Linked DNA regions of Mus musculus: region 2 is linked to region 1. The links are chromatin loops, found by intact Hi-C in ENCODE. Cell type or tissue: heart. All regions are shown on one strand. Links, peaks and the distances in the headings refer to the core of each region. The heading gives the core; the rest is flanking DNA.

Region 1 (8,328 bases), core at 124-8,123:
CCAAAGCCTTAAAGGAAAAGAGGCGCTGGATACGGGCCAGTGGGACACCTCCGGGCCTCTCCTTCAGGTCCAGCCTCTGCAGATGCTCTGCCAGTTCAGGTGATTCTTGCTGCTTCTGGGCCTTGCTGTAGACAACACAAGAATGAGTCTGGCTCCTTTCAGGCAGTTTACCCATTTTACCCAGCAGACGGCAAGCCCTCACCTGAGCTGTCGGTGCAAGTGGGTGAGCAGCTGGTGACGGCAGGTGATGGAGATAGACTCAGCAACAAGGAACGCAGTGGCATAAGGATCTCGGTGGCCCAGACACAGGGCCAAGAAGCGGCAGAGGTGAGCATAGAGCCCACTTGGAGGGCAGTGACTAACACCACGGAAAGCAATGCTCAATGAGTCAGAAATGGAATCCAGGGTAGAAAGATCTAGAAAGAAGTCAGATTATTGCTACGATGGGCATCCTGCTTCTTCTTCTTCTTTTTTGTTTTGTTTTGTTTTTCGAGACAGGGTTTTTCTGTATAGCCCTGGCTGTCCTGGAACTCACTCTGTAGACCAGGCTGGTCTCAAACTCAGAAATTCGCCTGCCTCTGCCTCCCAAGTGCTGAGATTAGTGGCGTGAGCTACCACACCCAGCACATCCTGCTTCTTTTTTTTTTTTTTTTTTAAGATTTATTTCTTATTATTATATATGAGTATACTGTAGCTGTCTTCAGACACACCAGAAGAGGGTATCAGATCTCATTGCAGATGGTTGTGAGCCACCATGTGGTTGCTGGGATTTGAACTCGGGACCTTTGGAAGAGCAGTCAGTGCTCTTAACCGCTGAGCCATCTTTCCAGCCCGCATCCTGCTTCTTAATTACTAGGAACTTCCAGGGAGTCCCAGCCCCACCTTCCATGAAGAGCAGATGCTGCATCCAAGGGACTGAGCCAGGACATCTCCTCACTGCTTCACTGCGCCCTGTCCTCCCCAAAGACCCTTTGTACTAAAAAGACAAAAGTGCAGGCAGACTAAGTCTCTTACATAAAATGCAGAATCCAACCAGGCTCAGAGGCTGCTGGATCTAGACAGTTTGGGAGACACAGGGATGGCTGAGCCTCTAATCCCAGCACTTTTAGAAACTGAGGATCAATATTCTCAAATTCCGGGCCAGCTGGGACCACAGTGACATAATGCCTCAAAAAAATCAGAGGAAAGGGGCTGGAGAGATGGCTCAGCGGTTAAGAGCACTGACTGCTCTTCCAGAGGTCCTGAGTTCAATTCCCAGTAACCACATGGTGGCTCACAAACATCTGTAATAGAATCTGATGCTCTCTTCTGGTGTGTCTGAAGACAGCGACAGTGTGTATGTGTGTGTGGTGTATATATATATAAACTAGAGGAAAAAGAAAAAGCCTGGCATAGTGGTGTAGGCATATATTCTTACCATTTGGTAGATAAGCCTTGGCTACATAGAAAATTCCAGACCAGTGGAAGCTATATTACACCTTGTCTCAAAAAATAAATTTTTTAAAAGCTGAGCCTTTGGGGCTGGAGAGATGGCTCAGCGGTTAAGAGGATGGACTGCTATTCCACAGGTCCTGAGTTCAAATCCCAGCAACCACATGGTGGCTCACAACCATCTGTAACATGATCTGGCCCCCTCTTCTGGAGTGTCTGAAGACAGCTACAGTGTACTTATTATAAATAAATAAGTAAATCTTAAAAAAAAAAAAAAAAAAAAGCCAGGCGTGGTGTTACACACCTTTAATCCCAGCACTTGGGAGGCAGAGGCAGGCGGATTTCTGAGTTTGAGGCCAGCCTGGTCTACAAAGTGAGTTCCAGGACAGCCAGGGCTACATAGAGAAACCCTGTCTCGAAAAACCAAAATAAATAAATAAATAAATAAATAAATAAATAAATAAAATGAAAAGAGAAAGTCTTTAAAAAAAAAAAGCTGAGCCTTTGGGGTGTGGTAGTACATGCAGGTTAGTCCCAGCACATGAAAGGCTGAGGCAGGAGGATTAGGAGTTCAAGGCCTGCCTGAGCTACATGAGATTCCATCTCAAAAGCAAAGCAAGGATCCCCAACCAGATGATTCAGTGGGTAAAGAGGAGTACCGCGACTCCCAAAGGTGCCCTCTGACCTCCTCAGGTCAGACAGGTATGCAAATGCCACTTTCTTCCCAAATAAATGAAAAGCTGAGCCTTCAATCCCAGCACTGGGGAGCCAAAGGCTTAGATGCTCAGCAGCCAGGCACAGATATAGTTACACCTATAACTCCAGTGCTAAGGAGGCAGAAACAAGTACAGCCCCGGGGCTGCAGCCACTCCATCAGCGAGCAAAAGCAAGCGAGAAAGACACTCCATGTCCCCTTCTGGCCTCTACACACGTGTGCACACAAATGACACACATGCAGCACCCCCCAACAGAGAGAGAGAGAGAGCGAGAGCGAGCGAGCACGAGCAAGCGCTAGATGTGATGATACCTGTAATCCCACAAGCCACCCTGGACTACATGAGATTATATGTCAAAAAAAAAAAAAAAAAAAGTCCTTTAAAAGTGTGCCTCCTGAAAAAGGATAGAAAACTAAGAGAGCTGGCTCAGCCCTCTGGGTAATCTAAGCTCAGTAGTCCGCATACTCACCAATGGGTGCAGGAACTGAGAAGGGTGGGAGCCAAGGACTAGGGTCACTATTGGCCTCCGTGTCTGAGTACAAGACAGGTCTCTCTGCCTTGCTGGAGTCCCGTCTCAACACCTCACACTCTCCTACGGGTAGACCAGTGTCTGCAGCTGCCGCCTTCTCACCTGGGGAGACACCACTGCTTTTCATGCTTCCTCCCCAGAGGTAGCAAAGGGTTTTCCTTCTGGGCACTGGTACTGTTATTTCTTAAGTTTTGGTCCCAGGGACACCCGACAAACACTTCAGAACACGTGCCTTCTGCTTCTTGCCCTTGAAGTCCTACCTGAGGCCGAGTCTTCCCCATCAGAACCCCTGAGAATCTCGAAGCTTTTTTCCAGATGGTTGTCCACTGGCTCCTCTTCAGGGATACTTCTCATGATCTCGGGTCCCTGGCTGGCCCAGACACAGAGGGGTGCTTTGGGACTCTCTTCTTCACAATTTCTTGAAGCCACCTTCCTGGCCCTCCGAGTCCTCCCACTGACACTGGAATGTCCAGGGGTACTTTCTATAGCAACCACCGCATCTGTCTTTAAGCTACGTCCCTTCCTAGTTTGGCCCCGGGTACGGGAAGCAGTCCCTCGCCTCTTAGGCTCCTCTACAAGTTGTGTGTCAGCTGAGACAAGGTCTTCCAGGTCACTGTCATCACTGAAGATCACCTGTGACAGAAGGAAAGGGAGAAACAAAGGCCATGAGATGCTCAACAACAGGTTCAAACAGCAGGTGGCACTATGGAGGCACTCGCAGGCCTCTGATGAGGTCAGAACTGACTTCCCACAGCACTTGCCACTCAAAAGCCCATGGTCTCAGTTTGCAAGAGGAAGCAACAGAAGATGGAGAGGAAGGACAACAGAGGGACAGAAGGAAAGGGAGAAACAAAGGCCACAACTGAGAGGGACCAGGGTGTGGTGTGCTGCAGACAGACGACCCTCCTCTTGGCTGGGAGCTCATCGACAAGGCCTATGCTCTGTACAAAACCATCCTCATGCCACAATCCTTACCTTGAGGCGAGTCTGGGCCCGCCTGTGGACCCTGGGAGCCAAGGGAACCTGGAGCTTGCTCTTGGTGGGGTGGACTTCTTCAAATATGGTGAAAGGGACACGAGGGCCAGCTTGCCTAGCCCGACCTGGAGGCTTAGGGGTACAAGGTGGCCCTTCCTCTTCCAGACCTTTCTGAGAGCTGTTATGGAGGGGTGGGGGAACAGAGGCTATCCGCCGGCGGCCCCGTCCAGAGCATTTTTGTCTCCGAATTTTAGCAGGCTCTAAGACTGGCAGACTTTTTACTAATGGTGGGTGCCAGCCCCAGGAGCTTGCAAAGAGTTCGGAAGTACAGCAGCTGAAGTGGGCCAGCTTTGCAAGGGCCTGAACCAAGAGCAGGTGGGCTCTCCAGATCTCCAAGCTCTGTATCCGTGTTGCCACAAACTTCAGCCCCGACGCCAGGACCTTCCCCAGGCTCTTTTCAGATGTCTGATTCAGGAACTCCAATGCCAAGTGCGTGTACACTTGAGCCATGATCTCATCAAAGAGGCTGGGAACACAAGAGGGGGTTGTTCTGTGATTCAGAGAAGCTTGGAGACTCTGTGTGAAGCGCTTGGTGGCTGCAGGGCAACGCGTCAGCACAGCTTGCAGCAGATCCAGACCCTGAGCTTTGTGACCGGTGGCCAGCCTCACTCCGGCAGTGACCAGCACCCAGCGCAGACAGACTGCTGAGAGGGCAGGGCTGGCACACAGTAAGCAGTCACAGCTGGGCAAGTGAGACAGGAAGCCAGGGTTGGGTGGTGGCTTGGTTTTCAGGACTGGGGAGGAGTTTACAGAGGACTGGATGGGACCAGGTTCGTTGAGCACAGTGTCCACCAGCTCAAGGGCAGGACCTTTCAGGAAGGGCTCCTCCTCTGACAGGGGTGGGAAACATGGGCCTTGAGCCTTATGCTTCCCTTTCTGCGTGTGCACCTTCTTCACTGAGTCTGGATGCTGGGTCACAACACCAAACTCTAGGGAGAGGACAGATCACAAGTTACAACACTGAGAAATGGTCTCAAGAGCTCTACCTACCTCAGGGCTCAACCCCACAACTGTATGCACTATTTACTTACAAATTACTCAGAGTACCTATGTAACATACAAAAAAAGAAAAACAAAAAACCAAAACCCTAGTTTTTTCTTCCCACTCAACAAGGGATCAACAGTCTAGTCCACACGCCACTCCTATACCTCAAAGCTGTGTTCCTACCTGGGTTAGAGAAGGTGCACACAAGGTGACACAGGTAAGAATATGGACAAGCTGGGCATCGTGGCACATACCTTTAATCTCCAGCCCACAAATAATCCTTTGTTAAAAAAATTAGTGTGTGTGAACATGATCGTGCCACACATACATGTAGGAGTTAAGAGAACAGCTTTTAAAGAGCTTTCTTCATCCCACTACGTGGCTCAAGATGTCAGGCTTAATGGCTCTGAGCCATCTTGTCAGCCCTAAAATAGTTATTTTGCTTGGTTGTTTTTTGAGTCAGGGTCTCCTTACAAGGCTTTGGCTGGCCTGGAACTCCTAGAGATCTGCCTCCAGAATCATGGAATAGAAGACATGTGTCACCACACTGGGGAGACATGTGTCACCACACTGGGGAGACATGTGTCACCACACTGGGGAGACAGAGACAGATGTGGTTATCTCCATGAGTTTAAAGCTCATGGTTTAAAGCTCACTAGCTGGTTTAACTAGTGAGTTCAGGCCAGCCAGGACTACTCAGAAAGACCTTGTTTCAAAAGAAAGAAAGAGAGAAAGAACAAAAGAAAGAAAGAGGCCGAAGTCATCATAGTAGCAACATGAAAATTCAGCCTGTGCAGATTTGCTCTGGGGGGGGGACCACTGGGGGTTTGGGGGACCACTGGGGACTTGGGAGGGCACTGGGGGTTGGGGGGGGGGGGGGAGACACGACACAGACAGTAATGGTCGAGCTGAAGTCAGTATTGTGTAGAACCAGAAAACCTGTCTGACTAGAATGCATCCAAACCTTTCCATATATTGTAAATGCTGTAATATGAACTCTCCCCACCAAGTTTGGGAGAGAACTTGGTAGCTTACCTGTGGAAGACTCGAGCAAGAAGAGAACCTGCTGCAAGTCTGACTGACAGAGGTCAATGTCACCCCGGGCCAGCTCCAGCTCACCCTTCAGTACAAGGAACAGGGCACACCTTGTGAGGAGGGGATGAGAACCAGTCAGTGGACTACCGTTTACCTCGAAGTCTCTCCTTACCCTTTCCCAGGCCCAGGCCTCCACATCTTTTGCCGAGTCCATAAACTGACTTACAGCCTCTCTGGTAGAAACGTTCTATACCAACAGTTCCCAACCTTCCTAACGCTGCAGCCCTTTAACACAGTGCCTCATGTTGTGGTGACCCCCAACCATGAAGTTATTTTCATTGCTACTTCATAACTGTAGTTTTGCTACTGTTATGAATCATAATTTAGATATCTAACATGCAGGATATCTGGTATGCTACCCCTATGAAAAGGGTCGTTCAAGCCCACAAAGGGGTCAGGACCCACAGTTTGAGAAGTGTTGCTCTAACAGTCTCATCCCAAATCACACTTCAGGTAATCCCAACCGAGCTCCTTACCAAGCCGCATGAGGACGAACGCTTAAGCAAAGGCAGAGAGTATACTAGTTGTCCTTTACAGATTTATCAGGCATATGAGCTTCTAACCTTGATTATCTCAGCATTTCCTGCTTAGCCTTCTCCCACCAATCTCTCTAGATATAACATGGAGTTTCTATAATCACTGGGGAATCCACACTCAAAAGCACATGGCAGGAGCCAGCACTGGTCCTCGTACTCACTGTCGAGGTATCTGCAGCTTAGTCGTAAGTTTTAGGGCCTCCAAGCAAAAGGCCTTGGCCTCACTCACGTTCCCCAGGCGACCCAGGCGGCCGACCAGCCTCTCCGAGCAGGTCAGCACCTCTGTGAGAACCTGCCATTTTTGCACCAGATTCTCACCTGCGGTGAATGAAAGACAGACATCAATGTGGAGCCACAGTCGGATTCACCGGAAACACAACAGCCATCACAACTGGTGTGTGCAATCCCACAGGGACCTGCTCTCCTCCTGACTCACCGTAGTCCAGAAAGGGCGACTCGGTGGCTGCTTTCTGAATGGAGAGCACATCACTTCCCATGAGCAGAATGATGATGCTTCTGAGGAGCTTGTGGGCATCAATCAGCGCCGTCTCCGGGGTCTGCCAGCCTGGTGTGGAAGAGGTGGGCAGAGATGATTACAACAGCAAGCCTAGACCTTCAACTAAGATAGCAAACACAAGGCACTCTTCCTTCTGCACCATGGGTAGACAGAACTAATTGAACACAGAGCTCTTTCCCTCTAAGATCCCTTTTATTCTAACATTCCAAGCAGCTGCTGGCCAAGGGATTATTACAGGGAGCAGCTGAGGTGAAAACGTTTGCTGCCACAGGCACAGGCAGGTTCCAGGTAGGTGGCTTGACAAGCTTGACAGCACGGGCAGATGGCTGCAAAGAAAAATCACCAGCACAAGAAATCATGACCATACCCAAGAAAGCCAGCAGCCCCATTCTCTCACCTTGATCCCAGAGCTGCTCACGCAGGGCACTTGAGAGGAGGTTGGACGAGAGACTGAGGTAAAAAGCCAGAACTTGCAGGGCCTGGACACGTAGCAAGTACCAAGCCTTAGATGACTTCTGGAGGGCAGGATCCCGAAGCACAGAAAGCAACAAAGAAACGCCTGCAGTTACCTAGGAAGGAAGAAAGAAAAGTCACATAAGCTATAGATGCCCCTAGAGGTCTGGGGTGCAAATCTCTGCCTTCAAGAATGAAAAACAAGCCAGGCGTGGAGGCGCACACCTCTAATCCAAGCACTCGGGAGGCAGAGGCAGGCGGATTTCTGTGTTCGAGGCCTGGCCTATAAAGTGAGTTCTAAGACAGCCAGGGCTATACAGAAAAACCCTGTCTCGAAAAACAAAACAAAACAAAACCCCAAACAAACAAACAAAAAGAATGGAAAAACAACAACAACAACCCCTAAAAAAACCCTAGAATTTGGGGCTGGAGAGATGGCTCAACAGTTAAGAGCACTGACTGTTCTTCCAGAGGTCCTGAGTTTAAATCCCAGCAACCACATGGTGGCTCCCAACCATCGGTAATGAGATCTGACACCCTCTTCTGGTGTGTCTGAAGACAGCTACAGTGTACTTAGATATAATAAATAAATCTTTAAGCCGGAGCGAGCAAGCAACCGTAACCATCAGCACAGCGACAGTGCACTCATACATACATATACATAAAGTTAATAAAAAAGAAAGAAATGTATAAAAAAAACTAGAGCTTGAACAGAAGTAGAGATGATCAAGGCTCACAGGTGATTTGGAGCAAAATTGAGAATTTTTGGAACCTACTGGATTTTCCTAGACCACTGTCTCCTCCCACCCAAACCACTATTTCCTCTTTTTGAGATAGTCATCCCAGGCTGACTTCAAAGTCTACTTCCTCCAGCCTCAGTCTCAGAATTACAGAAATGGCTACCACATCAGCCTGTGTTGCCCCCCCCCCCCAGCTTCTAACCCCCTTTTATGTATTCTGCCAATGCAGAAACTGGCAAAGAAAAAAATTAGTATCTTTACTACTAGGTGAGGAAATTTCTACTGCTCTTC
Region 2 (8,328 bases), core at 246-8,245, 140 kb after region 1:
CAGATCTTGTTACGGATGGTTGTGAGCCACCATGTGGTTGCTGGGATTTGAACTCTGGACCTTCGGAAGAGCAGTCGGGTGCTCTTACCTGTTGAGCCATCTCACCAGCCCTATTTATTGGTTTTTCAAGACAGGGTTTCTCTGTGTATCCCTGGCTGTCCTGGAACACACTCTGTAGACCAGGCTGGCCTCGAACTCAGAAATCTGCCTGCCTCTGCCTCCCAAGTTCTGGGATTAAAGGCGTGCGCCACCACTGCTGGCTATTTAAAATTTTTAAAGGCTCGTTTTTAATTTTAATTTTCTTTATGTGTGACTGTGCATGGGCATGCATGTGAGCACAGTGCCCATGGAGACCAGAAGTGGGTGTTGGATTCCCTGGAACTAGTGTTATAGGTAGTTATAAGTCATCATCATCGGGGTGGGCACTAGGATTAACTAACTGCAGGTCTTCAGCAGTAGCAGGTGCTTGTAACTGCTGAGCCATCTACCCACTTCCTCATCATTCACGTTATTTTTGTCTTTATTTTTTATTTTGTGAGACAGAGTTTAACTTTGTAGCCCTCCCTCAATGGCCTGGAATTTATATCTGGCTGGCCTTGAACTCAAATATAACCATCTGCTTCTGCCTCTCACATGCTGAGAGGTGTGCACCATCACACATAGCATAATTTAATGAAGCGGGGTACCACGCTTGCCAGTCCTTTGGCTTCCTGTAGCGTTGTGTGTATACGTGGGGTGGTGGGCAGCGGACATTTCAAGCAAGTGCTCCATCACTGAGCGCTCCATAGCTCACTTTGGAACTTTAATTAATTAACTAGTTGATTGACTGATTGATGTTCTTTGAGACAGGGTTTCTCTATGTATCTCTTGCTGGTTTTAAACTTGTCAGTCTTCCTCAACTGCTTGAATAGCTGAGATTATAGGCCAGTGCCACCAGGCCTTGCCACAGGAGATTATTTTCTTAGCTTCTCTTCATTTTTGAGACAGGGTCTCACTATGTGGTTCTTGCTGTCCCAGAGCTGTCAGTGGAGACCAGGCTGGCCTTGAATTCACAGAGACTTGCCTGCCTCTGCTTCCCAGATGCTGGGATTGCATGTGTGCACTGTCACACCTGCCTCTTGGTGTCATGTTTGGGCTCATGTTTCACTGTATACACACAGTTGACCAGTGTGTGTACACACAGTTGACAGTGTGTCTTCTTGTTGCTGTTTGCATTTTGTTCGTTTGGTGTGGGAGCCCAGGTAGGCATGTGCTCTTGTTCTGAGCTGTCTGTCTCCAGCTCTGGTTGGTTTTATGTATTCTGTTTAGGGGGAAGAGATAGTTGTGAGCTAGTATTACCTGTTCATTGTTTTTAATTTTGCTTTTGTGTGTGTGTGTGTGTGTGTGTGTGTGTGATTTTCCTGTATGTATGTGTATCTGTGTGTCAATGTGTGTGCCTGGCTCTCAGGAAAGCCAGAAGAGGGTGTTGGATCCTCTGAGACTGGATTTACACACAGTTATGAGTTGTCATGCGGGAGCTTGAACCTGGGTCCCCTGGAAGAGCAGACAATGCTTTTATTGTTACAAGATTTACTTTAAATTTATTTTATATGTGTGTGTGGGTTCTCCAGTGCTTTCAGCTGCTGAGCCACCTCTCCCTCCACCCAGCAGTGTACATCCTTTTAAATGTTAGAGAGAATTCATCCGTGAACCTATCTGTGCTTGGACTTTTCTCTGTAGTAGTTTAATTTTATTTTTAATTACTAATCCGATGTTAGTATGGACTTTTGTAGTACGGGGGCTTTTCAGTAGTGTTTGACCTTCAGTAAGACATTACATGTTGGGGTTGGGGATTTAGCTCAGCGATAGAGCCCTGGGTTTGGTCCTCAGCTCTGAGGGAAAAAAAAGAAAAGAAAAAGGGCGGGGGGAGATATTACATGCTCATGTTCGTAGGTGTGTGTGTTCATGTGCATGTGTGTTCCTGAGTCTGCGTGTTTGTGTACGTATGTCATGGTGTGCATGTGGAACCCTAATATCAACCTCTGGTGTTGCACTCAGGAGTCATCCACCTTGTTTTTGAGGTGTTCATTCACCGGCCTGGAGCTCACCAGCTGGATGAGGCTGGCTGTCCAGCAAGCCCCAGGGCCTGCCTATCTCTGGCTCCCTGGAGCTGGGTTTACAGGCACGTGCCACCACCATACCTCACCTTATTTTTTTTTTTTACATAGATTCTGGGGATGGAACTTAGGTCCACCACATACCTGCAAACTAGTCACTTCGCTGGTCGATCTGTCGTTCCAGCCCAACATTAAAAGTTTTTGAAAGAGCATAAGCCATGGAGATAGGTAAACCTAGGTTCCGCTGAGATGTAGCGTCCGCTGCCTGCAGACTTCAGAGGAGGCTGACTCAGCGTTGGGAAAGGCGTGCAGAGAGCTCAGGGCCTAGCAACAGCCTCTGACCAGTTCTAACAATGACTCCACAGCTTCTTTTTCCTCTACCTTTTGGCCACAGGGCTCTGTGCCATTTCTGGTCAGTGCCACCTCTGGTACCACCGTGCTAGGGGCCTTTGACCCCCTGGATGCAATTGCCGATGTTTGCCAGCGACACGGACTGTGGTTCCATGTGGATGTGAGTGAGACTTGGGTCACGGGGGTAGGGTGGGCTACGCTGAGGCCAAGACCCACGCTGTTCCTCCTGCTCCACAGGCTGCCTGGGGTGGGAGCGTCCTGCTGTCTCGGACACACAGGCATCTCCTGGATGGGATCCAGAGGTGCATATGGCCTCCCTCCCAAACCCCTCCCTTCCAACCCTTGGTTCTCAGGATAGCCACAAACAAGGGAGCCTGGGGAGGGTGAGATGGGACACGGACAGATGATTGATTTTGGATTAGAGGGAGGGTAATTATGGGAATTCTTCCTGGCTGTAGGGGAAGGGTACCCTTGACCTTGATCTTGATTGGAGGAGCCACTGACCCAGCTTTGCCTTGTCTTACCCAGGGCTGACTCTGTGGCCTGGAACCCTCACAAGCTTCTCGCCGCAGGGCTGCAGTGCTCCGCTCTTCTTCTCCGGGACACCTCGGTGGGTCTGCCCTGGTTCCAGACCCCAGCCTTCCTTTCTCTAGACCCTAGTTTATCTGTCTCACCAGAGAGTTCTGGGCCTTAACGTGCTCCCTTAGCTCTCCCAGCCGAAGCCACACCTCTCTGACCACCCTAACCCCGTGTTGAGCTCCATGTGCCCAGGGAATTGTTTCCATGGGACAGAAAGGATTTCTGTCTTGTTCTTATGGTCGGAGGGATCTGGGGCGGAATTTGGGAAGAGCTCTTGTGTTGGCAGGCAGCTGCCTCAGTGCTGCTAACTCCAGGGAGGAGAGAGGAGACTGAGCTGAGACCCTGCTGCGTAGCGCCTCAGGACGACCTGCTGATAGCTTCCTCCCCACAGAACCTGCTCAAGCGCTGCCATGGATCCCAGGCCAGCTACCTCTTCCAGCAAGACAAGTTCTACGATGTGGCTCTGGACACCGGAGACAAAGTGGTGCAGTGTGGCCGCCGCGTGGACTGTCTGAAGCTATGGCTCATGTGGAAGGCACAGGGTGGGCAGGGGTTGGAGCGGCGCATCGACCAGGCCTTTGCTCTCACCCGGTAAGCATGAAGGACCCAGATCGCCTTCTCTTCCACTCTCCATGGCCTTCCTGGGGCCTCTGTAGGCCTCCCCCGCCTCCCTGTTGCCTCCTTTCCCCCATGTGTGCTTTCTTACCCTTTCCCCCCAGGTACTTGGTGGAGGAGATTAAAAAGCGGGAAGGATTTGAGTTGGTAATGGAGGTAGGACTCCTGGCTCCTTTGAATGCCTCTCCCAGCCCCCACCTTGTTCCAGACATGAAGCCTCATAAAGGACCAGGAGCAAAGACAGGGAAACAACCCCTTCTTTCCTTCCTTCCTCCCTCCCTTCCTTCCCCAACTCATGCCTCCCTCATCCCTCCCCTCAGCCCGAGTTCGTCAACGTGTGCTTCTGGTTTGTGCCTCCCAGCCTTCGGGGGAAGAAGGAGAGTCCAGATTACAGCCAAAGGCTGTCTCAGGTAGTCTAGTCTTTGCCCTCTGGTAACCCAGTTCCAGGAACTAAGCAGCAGGTATGTTTCTGCCCTCTGCTGGCTCTGCCTGGTATTGCATATTCCTGCCTATTGAGATGGCAGGCACCTCCTTACCCTCATTTTTAATGGGGGGCAGGTAGGGAGAAAAATATATTTCTGGAAAGAAAGGAAACAGAGATGGGGTTACCAGAGGAAGTCACCAGCGTGCACCACGCAGATGTCTGTGCTGGAACTAAGGCCAAAGACAGATCAGGAATAGCTCATCATCCCAGATAGGCTTGCAGAGGCAGGGGGATATGTTATATCCTTACTCCTAAGAATGGGTTAGTGCTGGCAGCCTCAGTAACCTGCAGGAACATCAACGCCCTGCCCTCCTGGGGCTGTCACTGCAGAGGTGGTGTCCCCTGTGTACACTTGTGTTCAAGGCGGCTTGGTAAGTTACCTCTAGATTACATGGCACAGCTCAGAAATATGCCGGGAACTAAGGGGGGGAGAAGGTATTGAGGCTGGGAGTAGCAGTGCTGAATATCAGAGACAGGTCTGGCTCGGTGGTTCCCAGCTCCAACTTTCCTAGAGAGAGGAGACAGAGGAAGAAAGCAGGGTTCGGAGAAGGCCACTCAGGTTACATGTGGTGGGAAAGGAGTGTGAGCAGTGAGTGTGCCGCAGAGGTGTGGGGACGGCGCAGGGAGCTGGGCCGGCTGCTTCAGCTCTCCCTCTGCTACCCACAGGTGGCCCCTGTGCTCAAGGAGCGCATGGTGAAGAAGGGGACCATGATGATTGGCTACCAGCCCCATGGGACCCGGGCCAACTTCTTCCGAATGGTGGTGGCCAACCCCATACTGGCCCAGGCCGATATAGATTTCCTTCTGGGCGAGCTGGAGCTCCTGGGCCAGGACCTGTGAGCTGCTTCTGCTCTCTGCCCCACCCAAGCTCTGCGTAGTCTCCTGGGTTCTCAAAATCGACCTTTCTAGGAAACAGTGGCCTTGACTGTGTGTGCTCCCACACACTCACTCTCCCAGCTAAGTATTGGCTGTCAGGAAGGTGTCTAAACACACTACAGTATGTTCTTACGAAATATGCTTTTATTAAGTTGGGCACAGGGGCACACACCTTTACTACCAGCATTGGGGGGACAGAAGCAGCCAGTTTGAGGCCAGCCTGGACTACAGAGCTGGGCTACACAGAGAAACTGTCTCAAAAAGAAAAAAAGAAAAGAAAAAAAGAAATATTTTTCATTAAAATTATGTTTATAAAGAATTTTTATTAATATGAGAGAAATGGTACAATGTATTGAAAAGCTGGATATGAGTTTATGAATCACAGTATCTGAGTTAGGCTAAAAATCACATAGGAAAAGGCTGTCGGTGGAACTGTGCCAAAGGTCAGCAGTTTTCCCTGGAACGGGATATTAGGTTATTCCCAAATCAACCTCTCAGACCTTTTGTGCTTCCCCATTTTATTGTGTAACAACATCACATACTTCTGAAATAGGACAATAAAGCTGCGGTTTCCATTATATTTTGGTATGTTTTAAAGCTTTATTTCTAACTAAACAATAGAGAACTTGAAGCAAGCAAACAGAAAGTACATGAGAGATATCGTCTCTACTCAGAATCGTAGTGGGAGAGACGCCTCAGGGTGGGGTCAGTCATATGTAATAGCACCTTGGGATATCAGAAACAAAACAGGCAGGCATGGCACCTTTAAACCCAGCACTGAGAGGCAGAGGCAGATAAACCTCTGTGAGGTCCAGCCAGCCAGAGCCACACAGCGAGACCTAGTAAGAAGGAAGGAGGAAGGAAGACAGGCCCAGATTTTATCTGGAAATAAGAACCCCATCTTCTTACCTCCCCTAGTGTTTTGAAACTGTCTCACTCTGTAGCTCAAGCTATCCTTAACTCACTGTGTAGCCCAGGCTAACTAGCTTCATACCTTCTCCTGCCTCAGTAGCTTCCTGAATGCTGTGATTCCAGGTACGAGCACCATATCTCAGCCCGCCTGCCTGTCTGCCTGTCTGTCTGTCTGTCTGTCTATGTTTTGTTTGTTTTGAGCTAGCTATATACTTCTGACCCTCCTGCCTTCACCTCTCCTGGGATTACAGGCACACGTCACTACATCAGGTTTATTGTTTTGTGTTTTTTTTGAGGCAAGGCCTCACCTAACCTATGCTGGCCTTGAACTCCTGATCCTCCTGCATTCCACATGAGTGCCATTTTTTGCTGCTATGCCCGGCCCTGCTACTTGTAAAAATCCTCATTAAAACAAAACAAGCAAACAAAAAAGAGCCAGGGTTGTAGCCTGCTCAAAACTAAGGCAACTAGACTGCTAGGCAAACGCTTTGCACAGAGCCCTTATGGGCTGAGGGGTACTTCAGTGGTAAAGTGCTTGCCGTGCTTGCCTTTACCACTGTTCAAGAGGCTCCCAGTTGAGGCTTCTGCTGTGCTTCTCGGCCCAGATCCGTGCTCCACCTGAGGACCTGCAGTGCCCCAAGAACACCGGGCAGTTGTGTTCTCCAGCCTCCCTTTAGAGGCGGCCACTCCTGCAGGTGACCTTCACAGCTCTGTCCTCAGATGATCCGGTTTCAGCCTCCAGGACATGCTGCGCTCTTGCATCTCTCAGCCACCCAAAAGCCTCAGGGCGACAGAGACTGAGGCAGAGCCGCCTGGGCCTCTGAGCCGAGATAGAACACGGTGATGATCTCTAGACTGGAATTTTCCGCATAGTACGGGGATTTAGCCTGATGGCTCAATTTTGACAGTATTCGTAGAGTATATTTTAACCACACACTCCACTACCAACATAATTAGAATGCATATTGAGTTACTTTATTTAATTGAAATTTTTTTCAGACAGGGTCTCACTGTGTGCAGCCCTGGCTGTCCTATAACTCACTTTGTCGACCAGATTGACCTCGAACTCACAGTGATGCATTTGCCTTTGCCTCTGCCTCCCAAGTGCTGGGACTAAAGGCTGCACCACTGTGCCTGTCCACATAGTTCTTTATGGCCTGTTTTCGGCTTTTTCTTACAATATACATTAAATAGTCTGTCTGCTCCTGGGGCTGTTGAGATGTCTCATTAGGTAAAGGTGGTTCTTGCCAAGTGAAATAACCTGAGCTTGAATCTCAGAGCCAACAGTTTGAAGAGAGAACTGGTTCCTGGCGGTCGTTCACTAACTGTATATGCATGCTATGGCATGGGTGTTCTTACACACACAGACACACACACGGTAAATAATTTTAAAGATGTATGTATGTATATGCATCTGTACATGCATGCACTTTTTTTTTTACATCTAGTTATGATGGATCATGTCTTAGCACACAGGAGGCAGAGGCAAGAAGATCTCTGAGTTCAAGGCCAGCCTGGTCTATATAGAGATCCAGTCTAGCATGGGTACATAATAAGATCTTGTCTCAAAAGAAAAAAAAATCCAGTTAGTTAATTGATAAGGCTATTGAGATTGTTTCATTTTTATTAACTTGTAGTTTTTGTTTGTTTGTTTTTAAGAAATTTGTTGGAGCTGGACATAATTGTATGTACCTTTAATTTCCAGCACTCAAGAGGCAGAGGCAGGTGGATCCCTGTGATTTCTTGGCCAGCCTAGTCCACGTAGCTAGCTAACTCTAAGCCAGCCAAGCCCACATAATGAGAACTTCTCAAAAAAATTAAATTAAATTAAATAAATAAATTTGTCAGGCCAGTAAGATGGCTTAGCTGCTGAAGGCACTTGCTGCCAAGCTTGATGACCTGAGTTCAATCAACAAGACCCACATGGTAAAAGGAGAAACCCCATTCCCACACTGTGACACATATGTAAAATAAATATATAACATTTAAAAACTTAAACCTTTCTACTTCAACTGGGCTGAAGGGCTTATTGACATAGACTTGTTTCTTTAGTCCTGTCAGGGTCTGCAGGGTCGGTAGTATTGCTACTATAGGGTCTGTAGTATCACTTCTGTAGGGTCTGTAGTATTGCTACTATAGGGTCTGTAGTATCACTTCTGTAGGGTCTGTAGTATTGCCACCTTTATTTCTGATAGTTGATGATTATATTTTCTCTCTTTTTCCTATTCATTGTAGTTAGAGGGTTATTGTTGTGATAGTTAATTTAAAAAAATATTTTATATATGTGAGTACTGCCACTGTCTTCCGACACACCAGAAGGGCATTGGATCCCATTACAGTTGGTTGTGAGCCACCATGTGGTTGCTGGAAATTGAACTCAGACCCTCTGGAAGAACACTCAGTGCTCTTAACTGC

What was found. A loop is a pair of places that touch in the nucleus more often than their neighbours do. Peaks named below come from ENCODE experiments on the same cell type or tissue, not always from the same donor. Only the 100,000 strongest peaks of a DNase experiment are listed, where the experiment ranks them.
Region 2: a loop joins it to region 1, with 5 times the contacts of the local background. A loop is called at or near these places in 4 of 42 quality-filtered maps.

Annotation. Positions count from the first base shown.
Region 1 is chr15:102,311,500-102,319,827 of GRCm38, reverse strand. It overlaps Espl1 (extra spindle pole bodies 1, separase), which reads right to left. Exons shown (of 31, transcript NM_001014976.2): 14 at 7,242-7,413; 15 at 6,764-6,892; 16 at 6,489-6,645; 17 at 5,732-5,841; 18 at 3,652-4,640; 19 at 2,937-3,309; 20 at 2,617-2,778; 21 at 203-416; 22 at 1-125. Among named protein-coding and RNA genes, the nearest start is that of Pfdn5, 10 kb to the left of the region's middle. In heart, for the core only: a CTCF peak has its summit at 3,365 (motif pointing right); DNase peaks (open chromatin) are centred at 3,407, 3,708 and 4,307.
Region 2 is chr15:102,174,250-102,182,577 of GRCm38, reverse strand. It overlaps Csad (cysteine sulfinic acid decarboxylase), which reads left to right. Exons shown (of 18, transcript NM_001359126.1): 12 at 2,491-2,607; 13 at 2,685-2,749; 14 at 2,976-3,057; 15 at 3,418-3,617; 16 at 3,746-3,797; 17 at 3,962-4,051; 18 at 4,792-5,580. The coding sequence ends at 4,965. Among named protein-coding and RNA genes, the nearest start is that of Zfp740, 25 kb to the left of the region's middle. In heart, for the core only: no CTCF peak of the experiment used is centred there; a DNase peak (open chromatin) is centred at 4,127.